Regions from separate parts of the Homo sapiens genome. Here region 1 is linked to region 2. A link is a loop called in an ENCODE intact Hi-C map of the cell type or tissue named here. Cell type or tissue: PC-9. All regions are shown on one strand. Each heading gives the region's core, and the rest is flanking DNA. Links, peaks and the distances in the headings are about the cores only.

Region 1 (5,387 bases), core at 148-5,147, 610 kb before region 2:
AGGCAGTTCTCTATCAGTGAATCACCTTGGGTCCCATGGAGGCTTGATTTTCAGCTTTGTTAGAGGTGGTCTCTATTCCTCATGCAACGATTTAAAAAAATTCCCACAGGGAAAACAACCAGGGTTAATGTAGACATTATCTTGTGTGAGCACTATTCGCAATAGCAAAGACCTGGAACCAACCCAAATGTCCAACAATGATAGACTGGATTAAGAAAGTGTGGCACATACACACCATGGAATACTATGCAGCCATAAAAAATGATGAGTTCATGTCCTTTGTAGGGACATGGATGAAGCTGGAAACTATCATTATCAGCAAACTATTGCAAGGACAAAAAACCAAACATCGCATGTTCTCACTCATAGGTGGGAATTGAACAATGAGAACACATGGACACAGGAAGGGGAACATCACACACCGGGGCCTGTTGTGGAGTGGGGGGAGGGGGGAGGGATAGCATTAGGAGATATACCTAATGTAAATGACAAGTTAATGGGTGCAGCACACCAACATGGCACATGTATACATATGTAACAAACCTGCACGTTGTGCACATGTACCCTAGAACTTAAAGTATAATAAAAAAAAGAGAGAAAAAAAAAGAATACCAGAAAAGAAAAAAAAGAAATTATCTTGTGTGCTTCCCTTCTCTCACTCTCACAATTGTGCCTTTCAGTACTGTCTACATTAGTTGCTGCCCACTGCTTCACACAGTCATTTTGTACATTTTATTCAGCTTTTATAGGATTTTTTCTTGGCATGAAAGTTAGTCCAATTTAAGTCACTCCATTATGTCTGAAAGCAGACACTTGATTTGTCTCAATTAGAGATATTTTACAAAGCTTTTATGGCCTCACTTTTTACATGCCTGATTGGAATATAGAATGTTGGCGTTGTGAGTATGTGCGTGTGTATTTGTATATACACATACTTCTACTGCTTTCATGCTTCTGTTAATTACTCCTTGTATTTCAGTTTTTGCTTTATGTATTTTTAAAGCTGTAGATGGCACTTTCTATAAATTTAAATGTCCAATTTTGTCTCAAGTATTTTTTCTAGCCATTGCTGTCATAAAATTTCTTTCTCTCGCTAGTAGTTTGGTAGCCTGGAAAAAATAGGAGTGGAGAAACTCCAGAGACCATAATAGCAGGGAGAGTTACCACCTTACCACTTTGTTTCTTATCGTCTTTGCCAAACCATCCAAACATTTATCTGTTTTGTTCACCGTTGCCTGTCATGCTTTCCATATAGAATAAACTTTTAATGTTATTTAATTGTAACTTCTCTTTTAATCAGCAGTCTATTGTGGTTTTGTATTCTAATAGAAGATGGAAGCCTTTGCCTTTTAATAAATAGCACTTATTACGTGTCAGATTTTATGCTTTTTTTTTCAGTCACCTTGATATTTCTTTTTTGTTATTCCATTTACTCTAGGAAACTGTGATTCACTTCCCCATGTAAAACTGATCCCCAGGCATTCAATCTATTCCTTAGTCGTTAGTGGTTGCCCACTAAGTTTCAAGCGAGGAGACAGCTTCCTGACTTTCAATCCATTAATACATTTTGATCACAGTCCCACCACTTAACTATCTTTGTCATCTCAGGTAAGGTCCTCAGTTTTGTCACCTCTAGAACAAATCAATTAAACAAAATGATTTGTTCTCTACAAGTATAAAGGTTTAAAAGATAGTATTCCACTAGGCTTTTTTGCTTATTTTCTTAATAAAAACACCCCAAATATTTCTAAAGCAGCAGGCTTCTTAGCTTTCTCTGAAATTACTTCAGGCAAAGGCACTATTCAATTATGCTTATCAGCTCAGACTGATGGGCTATATGTCTAAAATTGGCCCATAAAGGTAAAAGCATTATTAATTAATACATGAAAGCTTAGGAAATAAAGTACTTTGGAAAATCTATGAATTTTCATTTGAATAACATTACAAAAGAATTTAAGTTGCAAGACCATATACAACATCATAAGTTAGGGAGGAAAATAAAGAATAAAAAGAAATTTCAGATACAGAACCAATGGAGATGGAATTACTAGTTTGGGATGAACGGACTGGAAATAAACAAGCTACTGTTTCCTTCCTCGTCTTTTCACAATCCGCTGCAATGGATTCAGAAAAAGAAAGATTGTAATTGTTACAGCCTGTTTATTTCCACCAGGGGGAGGTATAGTATTGCAAATAAAGTTAAATTATTTAACAAACAGAGTAATAAAATAGCTATTGACTGAAAACAGGCTTTTTTTTTCTGGTTTTGCAGAAAGAAGGTAGGGAAGAGAGAGTTCTAAGACTGTGTGAATTAACCTTTCATGCTTAATTCCTGTACCATTTGATAAGGAGAAGAGAAACTCCTGTGTAGGAATTCAATAAAATTTGTCCTTCTCCAGAAAAAACTTCATACTATAATTTTGAAAAAAATAAAATATATATTGACATAAACTTCACCTTTGTATTAACTCTTCCTAAGATATATGTCATTTTCAATGAAAATCTATGAAACCTTTGTCAAAATTGACCTGGAATATGAGTGAAATGATAATAATTGTGGGTTTTACAAATTAATTTGAAATAATTTAGAATGTATCAAGCACTGGTCGATGAGGGAAGGATATAAACAACACACAACTAAGGGCTGCTGCCCAGGAGGCACCAACAATTAAAGGCTGAGATCGTGGTAAGCAGATCCAAGGAATGAAAGGAAAAAAAAGAAGGTGTTTGAAACAAACTCTTGGAGGCCCCAGAGTCTGCAGTGAACACAAAAACTGCAGGGGCTGGAAGCAGAGGAGCAGGGGCAAGTCGTGGGGGAGAGGATGGCTTGGCCTGCAGGATGGGAGCATCGGGAAGGACCACGGGGTGAGAGAGGCAGAGCTTCACTTTCAGGAAAAGTGGGAGCTAAGGCATGGCTGGAGAGGTGGCTTCGCATTATGGATGACCTTGAGTGCAGAGCCAAAGATGAGAGATGTGGCCAGATGAGGCACGATGACAGCAGCATCAGGTGGGGGTGTGCGGGTGGAAGGGGACTGAGCTGAATGTCCCTGAGTCTCAGACCAGAGAACCAGGCTCAGCCAATACTTTCTCATGCTCACATCTCTGGTCAAGTCACAGAAGGACTCACTTCCACCACCTCCTCTATGCTGCAAACGAAATGCCACCCACACGGTACCCTTCTTTGTTTGAGTTATGTAAATTAAAAATAGTGTGATATAGGAAAGATTAATAAAATCTCACTCCAAATGAGATGGATCTTCTCCAAACTAGGAAGAAGAATCACTGAGAATTGCATACTGTAATTTCAAAGCTTGCAAGCAGAGTCCATTCTAGCTTGTCTTTATGCTATTGTCATATGGCAGGAATAGTTCCACTGTGTACAGAAATTCCTACCCATCCTTTAAAAAATTATATGAATATTTTAAAATTTCAAAGCCGCTTGCAAGCTTTGAAATTACAGTATGCTATTCTTGGTGATTTTTTTTCTTAGTTTGGAGAGAATCCATGTCATTTGGAGTGAGATTTCATGAATCTTTCCTATATCAAATTTACATAGCTCAATATAAAACAATAGACTTTCAAAAACAGATGCGTCATTAATTATCATTCAGCTGATTTTCTCTGCCATGTGAAATCCAAATATATCTCAATGGTCCACGTGGCCCATTCTCACCATGGTGTCATCCAAAGCATGCGAAGTAACTGTAATGCCAATCACAGTCATGTCTCTAAGAAAGTTAAATGACATATATTTCACACACGACAGTAATCCTTTTAAAATTCCTTTTCTTCTTTTCTTTTTTCTCCCTCTCTACAAGCCCCTAAACTTTTCTGAAGCCTACCCATTTGCTTTTTCTGTTTCTTCTCTGCTTTGCTTTTTCTGCGTTCTAAGTCAGCTTAGCCTTTCTACTTTCTTTTAGGTTTCTTTCCTCTACAACCGTGAGCAGATTCTCCATAACCAGTGAGATCTCAGATCTGACTCAGGAAAGGGTGTCTTCACCATGTAGCCAACACTTTTATTTTTTATTACCCTTGCTTTGTTATATAATATTTTAACATAAGGCTTCAACTACCTCCATACTACTTTGATTTTTTTCCTCCGCATCATTCTTAATGTTTTTCAGTGGCCTCTTCTAAAATAGCAAGTAGTATAATAGTGCTTCTTTGGCCTCCTCACCATTGACTTTTTTGTGTTTTTTTGGTTTTTTGTTTGTTTTTTGAGATGGAGTTTCACTCTTGTCACCCAGGCTGGAGTGCAATGGCACAATCTTGGCCCACCACAATCTCTGCCTCCCAGGTTCAAGCGATTCTCCTGCCTCGGCCTCCCAAGTAGCTGGGATTATAGGCGCCCGCCACCATGCCTGACTAACTTTTGTATTTTTAGTAGAGATGGGGTTTCACCGTGTTGGCCAGGCTGGTGTCGAACTCTTGACCTCAGGTGATCTGCCTGCCTCGGCCTCCCAAAGTGCTGGGATTATAGGTCTGAGCCACCGTGCCCGGCCTGTCACCACTGACTTCTGATTTAAGGACACAGATTGTCACACAGCAACGGTACCACCACTTCTCGATGGCTTAGATGACGTTCCCATAGGAGATAATAACGATGTTAAAATTGCACGACAATGGTTGCTCACAGAAGTTCAGATGCAAACGAACAGCCACGTGCTTCATATTATTCTTTTAAAAGCTGGGTAGGAATTTCTTTTCAGTGGAAGTATCCCTAGCATATGACGACAGCACGAAGACGAGTCAGAATTGGCTGTGCTTGCAAGCTTTGAAATTATAGAATGCAATTCTCAGTGACTGTTTTTCTTAGTTTGGAGAAGATCCATCTCATTTAGAGTGAGGTTTTTAAAATCTTTCCTATATCACACTATTTTAATTTACATAACTCAAACACATCGAAGGTGGCGTTTCCTTTGCGGCATAGAGGAGGTGGTGGAAGTGAGTGAAAGTGTGCTGGATAAAGCCCAAAAGAGTCTGGAATCAGATCCCAAGAAGGACCCAAAGCAGGTGGGGCTGGGTGGAGGTTCGGGCTCTGCCTAGGGTGGGAGGAAGGCAACGGGCAGAAGGGCCCAGCAGAGAGCACTGGGAGTGCCGGGGCAGGTCCTGGTCCTGCCACCATCCTCTCCCTGCCCCGCCCCCTGCACGGACCCAGAAGGCGCTGGGCCCATCCCTCCATCAGCTCCCTGCCTGCAAGAGTCCTCCTGGCTCTGCCGCAGGCTGTTGCAGGGCTTAAGGGCTGACCTCTGGTGGAGCTGCCTGCACTTCACACCACCTGGATCACTACCACCCACACAGAAGCGGGGCTGCTGGTCTTGGAGATGAGGGGCCTGGGAATAGGCTGAGCGGCTAGTGAACACATGGCAGGGCAAAGCCCCTCTGCT
Region 2 (5,387 bases), core at 305-5,304:
GAAAGGCAGACCTACCCTTAATCTGGGTGAGCACCATCTAATCAGCTGCCATCGAGGCTAGAATATAAAGCAGGCAGAAAAATGTGAAAAGACTGGGCTGGCCTACCCTCCCACCGTCCCAGCCTACATCTTTCTCCCATGCTGGATGTATCCTGCCCTTGAACATCAGACTCCAAGTTTTTCAGTTTTGGGACTTGGACTGGCTCTCCTTGCTCCTCAGCTTGCAGGCGGCCTATTGTGGGATCTTGTGATCATGTGAGTTAATACTTAGTAAACTCCTCTCCCTCTCTCTCTCTCTCTATATATATATGTCTATATATATACACACACATAGATGTCTATATCTCGATATCTCTATATATGTGTATGTGTGTGTGTATATATATATGTGTATATATATATATGTGTATATATATATGTGTATATATATATGTGTATATATATATATGTGTATATATATATATGTGTATATATATATATATATATATATATATATCTCCCTGTAGAGAACCCTGACTAATACATTGCATCATCATTCTGCCCAGAATCTAGACCCAATTTTTATATTTGACCTTTTTTTGGCAAGGAAAAAACTGGGATTGTTTTTATTTTAACTATTTTCCCCACCTAGCGCTAGATAAAATCATAACAAAGACATGGTCCATGAACAGTAGGCTGGAATTTAAGAAATACTAGACCAATAAGCCAGAATTCAAGACAGGTAAGCTTCTTCTGTGACAAAAATCAAATTTATTCTCATTTCTTTGCTTTTGCTTTTCTTTATTTTTTCTTTTCGGTCTAAGCCATTATAGGCTGGAAAACTGCTGGCTTTGCTTTCTGGAGTTATCGTGTTTTAGTTTGCCTTTTTTCTCCCGTCTAAGCCAGTCCAACAAAATGGGACGAACTAGGGCTGCATGGCCAGCAGCTATAGCTACAGTCACAGGCAATGGGAAGGCTGGTTCCAGATGGCTAGGCAGATGTCAGGGTGCCTGCCTAGGATGGAGCAGAAGACCTGTCTTCTGGATGGTGAGTGCTCAGTGCACGGCTGAAGTTCCCAGGGGCTGGCTCCCTAGGGATGTACCTGGAGCTTCTATCTGCAGGGTAATTGCAGAGCCCAGCTGCTCTTGGGAGCAGGTCTGTCTGGGCTCAGGGTCTGGGCAAGGCTGGGCTGCAGGATGAAGATATTCATAACTACAGCAGCAAAGGTCTAGTAGCTTCTTACTTTCTCAATAAGGCTTGTAGTTTCTCTCTGGAGTCCTTCACCTTGGTGTGGCATGGATATATTTTGGCTCTGCTAGACTCCCCATGACCACATTAACTAACAATATGGCCCTCCCTTTGCCTCCTTTGCTTAGGATTCTGGAGATGCCTAAGTGCATTCTAAGGTATGGCTCTGTGAAAAAGAATAATTAATTACTGGAGGAAACACAAAACATTAATGAATGCAGTCACCTTTAAGGAGAGGAGTTATGGTGGGGGCAAGGGTGAGGGGGTGAGGGAGGGTGGTGTTCCTTATGAATGTTATACCATGTGAATGTTTTACCTAATTAAAAAATACTAAAAAGTTATCAACTCAGTCATTTCTTAGTTCTCTTAAATGTCAGTTTCTCTGGAGAGAAAAATTTGCTCTGCAGTATGCAAATAAAGGGCTAGATACTCCACAAAAATTGTGATACTTTTGACCAGAATAAAAATATGAAAAATAAGTAAAAGTGGGATGATGAGAAGGAGGAGGAAATAAACTCTCCGCTTTTATTTTTTGTTGTCTGAAGTGTCCTTTCATCCTATCTTGGCACCTTTTTATTTGGGTCTCTTCTCTCCTTAGGGTTTTCTCGTTGTAGCCTAGAGGTCACGTCTTCATGTTCCATATTGGATGCCAAAGAGTTTAGTGGAATTTCCTTCTGGGTTATGTGAGAGGTTGAGTGTTGGGTTTATCACTTCCCTATATGGACCAGGTGGTATTACTTTATCAAGCTGGGCAAACACTGATGGACATCCTCCTCCATCTGTTTCTAGAACTCTGCAGTAAATGCTAGATTGAAGCAAGCAGCTTAGGCTGAGGATATAAACCAGCTGTGCCTTCTCTACTCCTGAACATAAGGTGGCCAATCCCACAGAGCTTACCCGCCCCTGACAGGCAGAGAAGGGGACACTAAGCCTGCCCTTAGAAGCACATCCCTTCATTGAGCACTCATCAAAATGGTACCAATGAAGTATTAAGCTTGGGCCAATCAGATTGTAAGTAAGCTTGGGCCAACCCTCCTCCCTGGTACCCAAGCAGACTGGATAGAGGCCCTTGCTAGTGAACTTGATGAAGTTTGCTCTTTTCCACATGCAAAAATGGAAGTAAATACTGCATTTATTGAGGACGTAAAGGCAACTGTCATGAAGAAAAAACAATAAATGTGGTTTAAAAGTGCTCACAATTTTAATTCCAAGAGCCATTTCCAAAGTAAAATCATCTGGACATTGGTTGACTGGATGCAGAGGGTAAGCAGAGGGAGGGGAAAGACAATGAGTTTGTCTATCATCTTGTGCTGGTTGATGTGTTTGCTGGATAATCTCTTTCTGTCTGTTTATTGATCTATCATCTATCTATATCATCTATCATTTATCTATCAATCTGTCGTCTATCAATCATCTATCTATCTATCTGTCATCTATCTATTTATCATCTATCATCTACCTATCTACAGAGTGACAGAGAAAGAGAGCATGCTCTGAGTCCAATAGTCCATGTTGTTCTCTTCTGGCTTTTGACAGTGACAGAGATTGAGAAATCATGAGAGCTAGATGGAATTAGATGCTGAGAGAAAGAAAACATCACAGACCCAACACTGACGACCAACACAGTCTGTGGCTGATGACTAAATAATGAGAAGACTCACACAAAAAGTAGTATTAGTGATCAGGGAGACAGAGAGAGCACAGCTTTGTAAGACGCACGTTTGGAGGTCCTGGTGGATGGTGTGCCTGTAACCCATGAGCATCTCCATCCCAAACAGCCATCCGCACAGATCAGCCCTTTGGATTTTTCCATAGGTCATCAATGACCTTAGGAGAGCAGCTGCAGGAGACTGGGAGAGGCAGAAGCAAGAGAGTAAAAGGGATTTTCTGTGATTGATGGAGCAAAGCATCAGGTTACATGAGCACTGTGTGACTCATAAGGAAGAAATGATCATCTCAAGTGGCTATCACTCCAACAGAAGCAGCAACGGGCCAAGGAGCTCTGTTCAGATGCTGTGCTGTATCCACACAGAGGATGGTTCTACAAAAGCCAACTGTTGTATTAAAGGGAAGAGTCATCCTGAGTGACCACACATTAGAGAGGGTGGCACTGGCAACACACCCCATCCTCCCTGCTGCACTGTAGAAAGCCAATAGGGTTTGACAGGGGCACAAAAGCGTGATTGTTTTCATCTCTCTGGGGTCCAGCCAAGTAAGCTTAATTAAATGAAAATAATAGCATTTCAGTTCACCTGCAGAGGTGGGAGAAGAGGAATGAAAGTAATCCAAGTTTCCATCAAATACTTCTTGGTTCATGGTGCAGCTCTCTAATCACCTGATATTTATTGTTAACTTGTTTTTTTTTTCCTTCACTGTAGCTATTAGAGTAGAAATTTAATTACTGTGATTGAATTATTAAAGGATTCAGAAATACCTTTTGCATACTAAGCCTTTTCTTCCCCCTGAACTGGAAGCTGGCACTAAGAACTTTTCTGTCACTTTGGTATGCCTGAGTGCTGACTTCCAAAGCTTTGAGTCTTAACATCCTTGACAAAGGTTCATTTAATACATGCCATGTAAATATTAGGGAGAGATGTAAAATAGTGTTATATAAGAATTATATTTGAAAATATTACTGATAGGAAAGATAATGGCTTCTATTTATTATTATTATTTTTTGAGATGGAGTTTCGCTTTTGTTGCCCAGGCTGGAGTGCAGTGGCGCGATCTTGGCTCACTGCAACCTCTGCCTCCCAGGTTCAAGCCATTCTCCTGCCTCAGCCTCAAGAATAGCTAGGATGACAGATGCCTGTCACCATACTCGGCTAATTTTTATATTTTTAGTACAGATGGGGTTTCACCATGTTGGTCAGGCTGGTCTCAAACTCCTGACCTCAGATGACCCTCCCACCTTAGCCTTCCAAAGTGCTGAGATTACAGATGTGAGCCACCATGCCCAGCCCAGATAATGGCTTCTAAAATTTTATATCTATCTCAGGAATGTAATAGAGATCGACAATTATTAAGGAAGACTTGAAGCGGGGGAGCCTTTTAGCTTTTTGATTTAAATTTTTTTTCTTGGAGAAAACAGCAACAACAACAACCATACAAAACACTAGCAGTGGTGATCATTGGGAAAATAAAAACCTGAATTGTTTCAGCCCTGTTGCTTAGCAAAATAAAAAATAAGGCACCCTGATTTTTTTTTCCTTAGAATTATAAACTTGAATGGCCAATAGAGTAGTGGATCTTTTTTATTTTCAGGCTTTGGACCACTTGAATGAAGCAGGAGCTTGCAGGCATCACAGATTTTCATTTATCTCCCCCCAGATCTACCGTCCCATCCACAAAACTTCCCTTGGCACCAGTGTCTTAGTGGCTTCCACTGTTACGTAGCCTGAGTCGGCGTTTCTCCTGGAGTTGAGGGGGTTGCACTGCAGTGATGGTGACTGGTTTGTCTAGCATGCCCTGGGGCTTCTGGAAGTATTGGTTTGGTTCTTCCTTAAGGAACCTCTCCTGACAGATAAAAGGCTTCAATCCTGGACCACCTGGCTTCAGGAGCTTCAGGCCTTGTCACTTTGTCTGCCAACTGGCCTCCTTCATTCTCGACTCCCAGCCCCATTCTCCATTTACAGCTGCTCATGCCTGCCTGCGAATTAGATGCAAAAATCAGTTTTCTTCCCTTCTCTGGTCTCAGCTGGGTTTCCTGGATGCTCTTTTCTGATCTCTTCCACCAATTGTGATTCTTTGAACAGTTCTCCTAGTAAAGCGACTTCCTGCTCTGCCAGGTTCCTGGCTCCCCTCTCCCAGCAGATAACCCACAGGTCTCACAGACAAGACCCACACTGGCATCAATGGCTCTGAGCTCTGAGCCCCAAGCAAAGCACCCATGGGCCCCTGGCACTTTCTCAGTTTAACCAGTAGGGCTCTATTCCTGCATCTCCATAGAGAGAAGAAAAGCAGGGGGTCACTTATCCATCATTCATTCCATAACTATGGACTGAACATTTGCTAAGCACTAGGCCAATGTGCCTCTGTAGAGCCCTTCATCTATTATCCGAGAAGCTCAGCAGAGGGCACTCCTGTATTATAACAGTTAAGCACCGGGGCAGTGAACCTGAACCCAGAGTTCCACAGCAGGTCTGCAGTGAGAACATGCA

Evidence for each region. Hi-C counts contacts between places; a loop is a spot of excess contacts. Peaks named below come from ENCODE experiments on the same cell type or tissue, not always from the same donor. Only the 100,000 strongest peaks of a DNase experiment are listed, where the experiment ranks them.
Region 1: it touches region 2 in a loop (12-fold over the local background); 4 of 110 quality-filtered maps call a loop at or near these places.

The regions. Positions count from the first base shown.
Region 1 is chr2:235,113,880-235,119,266 of GRCh38, reverse strand. No RefSeq gene overlaps it. Among named protein-coding and RNA genes, the nearest start is that of SH3BP4, 160 kb to the right of the region's middle. RefSeq lists an enhancer at 4,689-5,236. In PC-9, for the core only: a CTCF peak has its summit at 2,167 (motif pointing right); a DNase peak (open chromatin) is centred at 2,146.
Region 2 is chr2:234,500,531-234,505,917 of GRCh38, reverse strand. No RefSeq gene overlaps it. Among named protein-coding and RNA genes, the nearest start is that of ARL4C, 6.1 kb to the right of the region's middle. In PC-9, for the core only: a CTCF peak has its summit at 5,302 (motif pointing right); a DNase peak (open chromatin) is centred at 3,157.